2 separate regions of the Homo sapiens genome follow, and region 2 is linked to region 1. A link is a loop called in an ENCODE intact Hi-C map of the cell type or tissue named here. Cell type or tissue: heart right ventricle. All regions are shown on one strand. Links, peaks and the distances in the headings refer to the core of each region. The heading gives the core; the rest is flanking DNA.

The links. Peaks named below come from ENCODE experiments on the same cell type or tissue, not always from the same donor. Only the 100,000 strongest peaks of a DNase experiment are listed, where the experiment ranks them.
Region 2: it touches region 1 in a loop (12-fold over the local background); 1 of 110 quality-filtered maps calls a loop at or near these places.

Annotation. Positions count from the first base shown.
Region 1 is chr5:150,419,328-150,424,704 of GRCh38, reverse strand. LOC124901106 (a long non-coding RNA gene) reads right to left here and starts at 2,646. Exons shown (of 2, transcript XR_007058994.1): 1 at 2,499-2,646; 2 at 360-2,098. In heart right ventricle, for the core only: no CTCF peak of the experiment used is centred there; no DNase peak of the experiment used is centred there.
Region 2 is chr5:149,584,339-149,589,715 of GRCh38, reverse strand. The region is part of intron 1 of ARHGEF37 (Rho guanine nucleotide exchange factor 37); the gene reads right to left. Among named protein-coding and RNA genes, the nearest start is that of ARHGEF37, 5.5 kb to the right of the region's middle. In heart right ventricle, for the core only: no CTCF peak of the experiment used is centred there; no DNase peak of the experiment used is centred there; H3K27ac peaks cover 3,601 bases.

The DNA of each region.
Region 1 (5,377 bases), core at 53-5,052:
TGCTTTTAAAAAAATCTTTACGGCCGGGCGCGGCGGCTCAAGCCTGTAGTCCCAGCACTTTGGGAGGCCGAGGCGGGCGGATCATGAGGTCAGGAGATCGAGACCATCCTGGCTAACACGGTGAAACCCTGTGTCTACTAAAAATACAAAAATTAGCCGGGCGTAGTGGCGGGCGCCTGTAGTCCCAGCTGCTCGGGAGGCTGAGGCAGGAGAATGGCGTGAACCTGGGAGGCGGAGCTTGCAGTGAGCTGAGATTGCGCCACTGCACTCCAGCCTGGGCGACAGAGCCAGACTCCGTCTCAAAAAAAAAAAAAAAATCTTTTATACTTGTTTTTTTCAAATCGTACATCTTACAAAGATTTACAAATTGCATTTGGTTTATTGTTTTTTAAATCCTTTAAAATACAGATCCCCATGTATCTACACACATACACCTTTTTTTGTGACATTGATTCTTTGGAGAATGCAGGTGTTATCTTTTTTTTTTGGAGACGGAGTCTCGCTCTGTCACCGAGGCTGGAGTGCAGTGGCGCGATCTCGGCTCACTGCAACCTCACCTCTCGGGTTCAAGCAACTCTCCTGCCTCAGTCTCCTGAGTAGCTGGGACTACAGGTGCACACTGCCATGCCCGGCTAATTTTTTGTATTTTAGTAGGGACGGGGTTTCACTGTGTTGCCCAGGCTGGTCTCGAACTCCTGAGCTCAGGCAATCCGCCCACCTCGGCCTCCCAAAGTGCTAGGATTACAGGCGTGAGCCGCCGTGCCTGGCAGCAGGTGTTATCTTATAGGCTGTCCCTGGATATATCTGATTGTTTCTTCATGGTGTTATTTAACTTGTTCTTCTACCCCCTGTATTGACTCTAAACTGGAGTTTAGGTCCAAAGCCAGATTCAGGCTGGGCGTTGTGGCTCACGTCGGCAATCCCAGAACTTTGGGAGGTCAAGGTGGTAGGATCATGAGGTCAACAGTTTGAGACCAGCCCGGGCAACATGGCGAGACCCTGTCTCTATTAAAAATACCCACCACCCCCCCAAAAAAAAAGCCAGGTGTGGCTCTGCATGCCTGTGCTCCCAGCTACTTGGGAGGCTGAGGTGGGAGGATTGCTTGAGCCAGGGAGGCAAGGAGGTTGCAGTAAGCCAAGATTACCCCACTGCACTTCAGCCTGGGTGACAGAGTGAGACTCTGTCTCAGAAAAAAAAAAAAAAGGCAGATTCAGGTTAACAATCTTTAGTAAAGATACTGCCCAGCTCATGCTGAGTATTATTATTATTATATCCCATCCAGAGACACATGTCAGATTGTTCCACTATTGATGATGCTAAATTTGATCACTTGTCTGAGGTGGTGACAGCAAGACTGCACCATTTTTTACTACTGTAAAACACCTCTCCCCTTTGGCAACCAGCAAGAGGCTTCAGGTGGACTCTTTGGCATGTGACTGTTCTGTCCTCCCCCAGCCTTTCATCCCAGGGTTCTGACTCCCTGGATAATCCTGTCAATTATTATACGATCAATTATTGATCAATTATTTTACGAAGGGTTACAACAAGATGATTTTCTATTTCTGTCTTTTCTTCTGCAGAAATGCAAGAAGCTTGCACTCTTCTGTAAAGAAGAGTTTTTTTCTCATCAACTGGGATTGAACTACAGCTCCTTCTAAAGAGGCAGGACAAATTATTATTACTATTATTATTATTATTTTGAGATAGGGTCTCTTGCTCGGTTGCCTAGTCTGGAGTGTGATGATGCAATCACAGCTCACTGCAGCCTCAACCTCCTGGGCTCAAGCCATCCTCCCACCTTAACCTCCCAAGTAGCTGGCACTACATGTGTACACCACCACGCTTTTGCTAATTTTTAAATTTTTTGTAGAGACAGGGTTCTTATGTTGCCCAGGCTGGTCTTGAACTCCTGGGCTCAAGCAATCCTCTCGCCTCAGCCTCCTGAAGTGCTGGAATTACAGGTATGAACCACCAGGCCTGGCCAAATTATTCTTATTGAGGCTGGCATTGTTCCGTATCTGGCTGGCGGTGCCCCTTCAAGTTGGCTCCTGGGTCCTTCTTTCAAGCCCCAGGAGTCTTTGAGAACTTCTTGGCTTTCTGGAAAGAAAAAAACAGAGATGTCTCAGCATCACCTGCATTCCCCCATCTCCAGCCCTGAAACCAGCCATTTGGAAGCTGGGATGTGGCCCCAGGCAGTCTGCCTCAAGTTCTTTTGTTTTTCACACTCATGCAAACTGCAGAACAGTTCCAGTTCTGGGGACCTTGCTGTGTGACCTTGGGCCAGTTCCTTTCCCCTCTCTAAGTCATACTTTCTCTGTATGAAACTCTGTGGAGCTGGGTTCCACCTTACTCCATCTCCCCATCAGGGTGTGGCATCCAAGCTCCACTGCTTCCTGTTACTCTGTCTCCCTCCTCCTGTGGTCAGGGGTAGGTGGGACAAGGCTCCTTCCCTGGGCGGTGGAGCCTGTGTGACAAGTGAGAAACTGGGACTTCTTACCCTGTAAGGAAAGATGCAGGGAGCCATTGTCCACGCCCTCTGGGAAACTCAGTCTTGGGACCCTCCCTCTTGGCTGGCATCAGTCTCTAACCTCCAAGGGCACGGGCAGGATGACCGTGGGATTTCCCTCAGCTGTGTCCTGAAACTGCTGCACAGAGAAAAGAGTTCGGACTGCCATTCTATCACCATTGGTTTAGAATCTAGTGACTGTGATGCATTATTCCCTTTATTTTAAATTTAGGCTGGGCGCGGTGGCTCACGCCTATAATCGCAGCACTTTGAGAGGCCGAGGTGGGCAGGTCATTTGAGGTCAGGAGTTGGAGACCAGCCTGACCAACATCGTGAAACCCCGTCTCTATGAAAATACAAAAATTAGCCGGGCATGGTGGTAGGCACCTGTAATCCCACCTACTCAGGAGGCTGAGGCAAGAGAATCGCTTGAACTCAGGAGGCAGAGGTTGCAGGGAGCTGAGATCACGCCACTGCACTCCAGCCTGGTGACACAGTGAGACTCCGTCACACACACACACACACACACACACACACACACACACCCCAAAACAAAAAAAACTATAAATTTAGTTTTACCTTGTATTGAAGTTGTAAATTCACATAGTCTAAAGAATCAGGCCGGGTGCAGTAGCTCACGCCTGTAATCCCAGCACATTGGGAGGCTGAGGCGGGCAGATCACCTGAGGTCAGGAGTTCAAGACCAGCCTGGTCAACATGGTGAAACCCTGTCTCTATTATAAACACAAAAAAATTAGCCTGGCATGGTAGCACGAGCCTGTAGTCCCAGCTACTAAGGAGGCTGAGGCAGGAGAATCACTTCAACCCAGGAGGCAGAGGCTGCAGTGAGCCGAGATCGCTCCACTGCACTCCAGCCTGCGCTATAGAGTGAGACTCCGCCTCAAACAAGCAAACAAGAATCAAATAGTTCTACAAGATTTGCTGTAAAATGAGTAGCAGATCTTCACCATCCTCTTTACATCAGTTTCAAACTTAAAAAAAATTTTTTTTTCCATCTCCGTCCCCAAACCGCCTACCCAATTTAAAACTTTTTCAGCTGGGCATGGTTGCTCACGCCTGTAATCCCAGCACTTTGGGAGGCCAAGGCAGGTGGATCATCTGAAGTCAGGAGTTTGAGACCAGCCTGGCCAACATTGTGAAACCCCATCTCTACTAAAAAAAAAAATACAAAACTTCGCCAGTGGTGGTGGTGGGTGCCTGTAATCCCAGCTACTTGGGAGGCTGAGGCAGGAGAATCACCTGAACATGGGAGGCAGAGGTTGCAGTGAGCTGAGATTGCGCCACTGTATTCCAGCCTTGGGTACAGAGCAAGACTCCATCTCAAAAAAAGAAAGAAAGAGAGAGAGAAAAAAAGAAAGAACTCTAAAGTCATTCTGATTCCTAATCTTCTGATTCCTAATCCTTTGTATCTGTCTTGATTTTTCCTTTCTGGAAATTTGCAGAATCTTCTCTTTGTTCTTATTTTGCTGAAACTTCACAACAGCATCCCTTGCTGTGAAATTGCTTTCACACCTTGTCCTCAGTGCTCACTGGGCCTCTTCAGTTTGGAAATTTATGTCCTTGAGTTCTGGAAAATGTATTGACTTATTTCACTGATGATTTCTTCCCCTCTATATTTTCTGTTCTCTATTTCTGGAACTTGGTATTTGGCTGTTGGGCCTCCTGGACTGGTGTTTAATTCTCTTATCTTTTCTGTCTGATTTTTAAATTTATCTTTGTGGTCCACACTTTGGGAGATTTTAAAAAAACACTTTATCTTCCATCTATTGACTGTTTAATATCTGCCCTCATATTTTAAATCTTCAAGAGCTATGCTTTGTTCTTCTATACTACTTATACTTTTATAGCATCCTATTCTTGTTTCATGGGTGCAGTATCCTCCTTTTTCTCCCTAGGGCTATTAATGACAGTTCATTTCCTCCATAGTGCTTTTTTTTTTTTTTCTGTGTGGTTGTTTTGTTCACTCTCTTTTATGTTAAAGGCTTTCTTTAGATGTCCCAGGATTCTGGATTATCTAAAAAACCTGATTGTCTAAGACAGCTGTGACCCATGAGTAGGACTTATCCACCAAGGGCTTCCTATAGGGTATTCTGGTTGAGTTGTTTCATCAGGAAATTCCCAGTGTCAGAGTCCTGAGGCCTTTTTTTCCTGGGATGGTCATGCTCCACAGAGAAGCTTCCTCCAGGCTGTGGCTTGGGTGAAGGCCTGGCTTTCACACTGTGGGTAGGGGAGAACACTGGGCCTCTCAGCTTCAGTACCAGGCTCACGTTCTTTATTTGTCTGGGAAAGACACTTGCAATTGTCCCTCAAGGAGGGGGACGGGTGGCCCTCGGGGAGGGAGAGGGCGTGGGTATCTCACTGCCTCAGAAACAGACTTCCAAACTACCTTCCTCTTTTTAGTCCCACCTCTACTCACCACCCAGGTACCCGACACACCAGTTCCTGAGTCTGTTCTGCCACCTAACTACGTGGCTTCTCAGCTTTTCTAGCCGCAGGTTTAGGATGCAGTTTTTTTGGGGTCTACTAAGGGACTTAACACTTGCTCACCTGCTTTCCTGCTTCTCAAATTCTATTGTTTTCTCATCTCCTGTTCTCTTTGTTCTTGTAGATTTACACTTAAAACAACCTATGGTCATTTTAGTGACAAAAGCAAAGTGAGAGAGGAAGCAAAAGTAAATGTGTGCTCTATCCATCATTACAATCTTCAAAAAATAAGACCTAATTCATGTACCATAACATTCACCCTTTAAAAACTGTATAAAATTCAATGGTTTTTTGTACATCCACAAAGTTGTGCAACCATCATATCTATTCTAGAATATTTTCATTACCCAAAAGGGAGCCCCATA
Region 2 (5,377 bases), core at 186-5,185, 840 kb after region 1:
CCAGCCTGGCAAACATGGTGAAACCCTGTCTCTACTAAAAATACAAAAATTAGTCAGGCGTGATGGCGGGTACCTGTAATCCCAGCTACTCGGGGGGCTGAAGCAGGAGAATCACTTGAACCTGGGAGGCAGAGGTTGCAGCGAGCTGAGATCTCGCCACTGCATTCCAGCTTGGGCAACAAGAGGGAAACTGTGTTTCAAAAACAAAACAAAACAAAAAATTAGCCAGGCATGGTGGTGCATGCCTGTAGTCCCAGCTACTTGGAATGCTGAGGTGGGAAGATCGCTTGAACTCTGGAAGTTGAGGCTACAGTGAACAGTGATCATGCCACTGCACTCCAGCCTGGACAACAGAGTGAGATCCTGTCTTATAAATTAATTAATTAATTAATAAAACATTATGTGTCAATTAAAAACATAATAAAACTTTTAAAAAATGATATGGGCATCCTGATTATTTAATCCCTTTCAAGAGAGAAAAGTAACAAGAGGAAACAATATTCAAAACTTTTTTTTTTTTTAAGAGACAGGATCTCACTCTGTCACCCAGGGCTGGAGCACAGTGATGCAATCCTGGGCTCAAGCAATCCTCCCACATAGCTGGGACTACAGACATGTGCCACCATACCCAGCTAATTTTCTAACTTTTTGTAGAGACAGGGTCTCACTTGTTTCCGAGGCTGGTCTCTAACTCCTGGCCTCAAGTGATCCTCTCATCTTGGCCTCCTAGTGCACTGGGATAACAGGCATGAGCCACTGAGCCTGGCCTAGTTTTGACCAATTGGAGGAACTGAATGGAAAAATGGAACTAAGCTGATCCCTGGGGAAAGTGAAATTATCATTTGAAAGTTCTTTCAGAAGATAAAATGTCTGGGCAGGGAAAGTTGAGGATCCATCAGCTAGCTGCCCAAGGCTTTAAAGGGGAGCCATTTTATTTATTTATTTTTAATTTTTTTTCTTTCCCTTTCTTACTCCCAGGAGGAGCCCATTTAAACATTTAAGGAAGGGGGGAAAAAGGAAAACAATCTGGTCTCAGACTCCAGGAATGGTTCATAGAAAGCTGTCAAAGGTGAAGCTCAGACATCATGAGAGCAAAGGACCCTGTTGAAGAATAAAGGGGCCGGGCATGGTGGCTCATGCCCATAATCCCAGCACTTTGGAAGGTCAGGCGGGCAGATCACATGAGGCCAGGAGTTCGAGACCAGCCTGGCCAACATGGCAAAACCCCATCTCTGCTAAAAAATATGAAAACTTAGCCAGGCGTGGTAGCACACGCCTGTAATCTCAGCTACTTGGGTGGCTGAGACACAAAAATTGCTTGAACCTTGGAGGCAGAGGTTGCTGTGAGCTGAGATCATGCCACTGCACTCCAGCCTGGCATGGAGTGCAGGCACTCTATTAAATATTTTACTTGGATTATCTTAAGAAATCTTATAACAACCCTGTAAGAAAGAAAATCTGACAGAGCAAGATTCTGTCTCAAAGCAAACAAACAAACAAACAAACAAACAAACAAAAAGGCCGGGCACCGTGGCTCACGCCTGTAATCCCAGCACTTTGGGAGGCCAAGGCGGGCAGATCACGGGGTCAGGAGTTCAGGACCAGCCTGACCAACATGGTGAAACCCTGTCTCTACTAACAATACAAAAAAATTAACCAGGAGTGGTGGCACACGCCTGTAATCCCAGCTACTCAGGAGGCTGAGGCAGGAGAATCGCTTGAACCCAGGAGGCGGAGGTTGCACTGAGCTGAGATCATGCCACTGCACTCCAGCCTGGGCGACAGAGTGAGACTTTGTCTCCAAAAAAAAAAAAAAAAAAAGACTAAAGGGAGGGAAGACCTACAGAAACAAGAATGTGCACATAGGGACCCTGGCTACCAAGCCTGGTTTATAAAGATAGACACCATAGTCAGAAGGGAGGATCCTGTACAAAGAGCTTCCAGAACTCTAAAACCCCCAAAAGAGCTGGAATCAACAAAATTATAAGGATAACTTCCAAAGTCCCATCCCTACTATCACTACCAAGCATATTTTAAGACTGATGTTCAGAAAAAGTAAGAGAGAGGCACACTATTTGGTGGCAGTGCTTTCCTCTTCTTAGTCCTAAAGATTGATTGTGAGAGGTGTGGTGAAGGTTAGGAGCCCAGGCCCTGGAGCCAGAAAAATGTCATTTCAAATGCTGATTCTGCAATCCATTAGCTGGCTTTCCTAGGATATTTATATAACCTTTCTTACAGGGTTGTTATAAGATTTCCTAAGATAATCCAAGTAAAATATTTAATAGAGTGCCTGGTACATGGTAAACTCTCAATTATAGTAGCTGTGGTTTTTTGCTTCTATTATTGTTAAGATGGAAAGGGTAGCATTACCATTGATCAGATGTATGAAGTTGTCTAAAGACACATGGCCGATCTAGATGCATAATATTTAAGCAGGTGCCATAAACAGCTAATCATAGTAATAAGAAGAACTATATATCAGAGCCTTACTGAGAATAAGACTAATACCATAGAAACAGAGCTGAGAGACTGAGAGAGAGACTGAAATGATGGCATGACTCATTTCAGCCATGATAGAGACTGATTGCCTTTTTCATATGAGTGAATACATTTTTATTCCTCATCCCCCTTTTCCCTAAGCCACTCTGAGCTGGATTTCTGCCACTTGATTACAACAAATAGTTCATTAGCCCTTAGAAAGGGAAACAGAGATCATCTGGAGTCAGCATAGGCTAATTTAATAAAAACTGGTCATGCCAGAGTTTCCTCATTCTCTTACTGACAGTCAACTAGATCAGTAGATCAAAGGAATGCTGTAGTCCAGTGTATCTGGACCAGGAAGGTGTTGTCAGTCTCTTGTGACATACTTACATGTATGGAATAAGAGGCAGTGGTGGAGGCTGGTGTAGAGGGCAGAGACAGGACAGTAATAAGGACTAAAAAGTGATAAAACTACTAAATTCAAAGAGTGTTGATCAGTGTCCACCTCTGGGCTCTGTTTTGTTTTATTAAAGATATCTACTAATTTGTGCTTTCCAACTCTGAGACCATCTGGGTCTAAACCTCCACCACCTTTCTCCTGGACTGGTACAACAGCTTCCTGACTGGATACACAGCATCAGAGTGGAGTGGTCTTTCAAAAACATAAAATTGGGCTGGGCATGGTGGATCACACCTGTAATCCCGGCACTTCGGGAGGCCGAGGCAGGTGGATCACCTGAGGTCAGGAGTTCGAGACCAGCCTGGCCAACATGGTGAAAACCCATCTCTACTGAAAATTAAAAGAAAAATTAGCCAGGCATGGTGGTGCATGCCTGTAGTCCCAGCTCGGGAGGCTGAGGCAGGAGAATCACTTGAAACTGGGAGGCAGAAGTTGCAGTGAGCTGAGATTGTGCCACTGCACAACCTGAGCAACAGAGCAAGACTCCATCTCAAAAACAAAAACAAAAAACAGAAAAACATAAAATTTGTCACTTTACTTCTCTGCTTGAAACCCAGACAAGTCTATCACTGATTTCCATCACACTTCAAAAGAACCACTCCTTTCCCATGATAATTATTTTGTTTATTCTATTTGTTGTATGACTCAGAGTTTCATTCAAAATAATGGAAACTCCATGAGGGCAGGGATCATGTGTCTATTATTCATCAGTGCATTACCTAGTGTTTACTCTAGATCTAGCATTTAGTTGGTGCTCAATTAATTGAATTAATGAATGAAAGACATGGGCAAACACTGGCAGAATAAATATCAAATTGTCAATGACATTGTTGCAACTGGAGTTAGACTGATATGGTCATACACAACTCTTGGTTCTTCTTGGAAGCCACCAAAAAGTTTGAGTTCAGGTATGGAATAGCAACTCCCTTTGAATTTTATGTAAAATGAAAAATACAGGCCAGGCACAGTGGCTCACACTTGTAATCCGAGCACTTTGGAAGGCCAAGGCAGGCGGATCACTTGAGGTCAGGAGTTCGAGACCAGCCTGGCCAACATGATGAAATCCTGTCTCTACTAAAAATACAAAAAATTAGCTGGGCGTGGTGGCAGACACCTGTAATCCCAGCTACTTGGGAGGCTGAGGCAGGAGACTCGCTAGAACCCAGGAGGCGGAGGTTGCAGTGAGCCAAGATCACGCCACTGCACTCCAGCCTGGGCAACAGAGCAAGAATCCGTCTCTAAATAAATAAATAAATAATACAGTATGCACTATGTAGTGTTTTTTGCCTGGGGCTTTCTTTCAGAAAAATTATTTTGAGATCCATTCGTATGGAAGCATGTATCAATACATCGTTACTTTCCATTGCTTAGCAGAATTCTGTTATATGGATATACCACAATTTGTCTCTTCACACACTGAATAAACAACTGTTTGTTTCCCGTTTCACTATTACAATAAAGCTGGACCTAGGAGTGAAGTTTCCGGATAACATGATAAGTGTATATTTAACTTTATAAGTTAAGTGTGTATTTAACTAAGATCTTTTTGAAAGTAGTTGTACCATTTTACATTGCAACCAATGGTATATAAGAGATCCAGTTCCTCTACCTTCTGGTCAACATCTGGTAGAGCCAATCTTTTCATTTTAGCCATCCTAATAGTTATGAAGTGATATTTCACTGTGGTTTTAATGTGCATTTCCCTAATGAGTAATGATCTTGAGTATCTTTTCAAGTGGTTATTTGCCACCCATATATATTCTTTGGACAACATTTAGAAAAATTGTTTAAATAATGAAAGAGGCTCTTGCTCATTATATAACTAAATAAACAATATAGAAACATATAAAGAAGGCCGGGCATGGTGGCTCATGCCTGTAATCCTAGCACTTTGGGAGGCCAAGGCAGGCAGATCATCTGAGCTCAGGAGTTCAAGACCAGCCTGGCCAACATGGTGAAACCCTGTCTCTACTAAAAATACAAAAATTAGCCAGAAGTGGTGGCACATGCCTGTAATCCCAGCTACAATCCCAGCTACTCAGGAGGCTGAGGCAGGAGAATCACTTGAACCCAGGAGGTGGAGGTTATTGTAAGCAGAGATCATGCCATTGCACTCCAGCCTGGGCGACAGAGCGAGACTCCATCTCAAGAGAAAAAAAAAAGAAAAAGAAAAGAAACATATAAAGAACAGTTTATAGTCAAAATTAGAAAAAACATCCCAATATTTTAGAAACTACTGTGAAACAAAATAGAGCCACAGAGCCAAAAAGGGAAGGAATTTTCCAAGTCACTGTGCTTACAGAAAAGGACTTCTCTGTGTTGATAAATAAATGATTGGAAGTGAGGCGGAAAGACAGCAACAGACATCCCCTCTCCCATACGCAGACAGACATACACATTCTCTCTCTCTTTCCTGGAGGAAAAACTCCCCTTTAT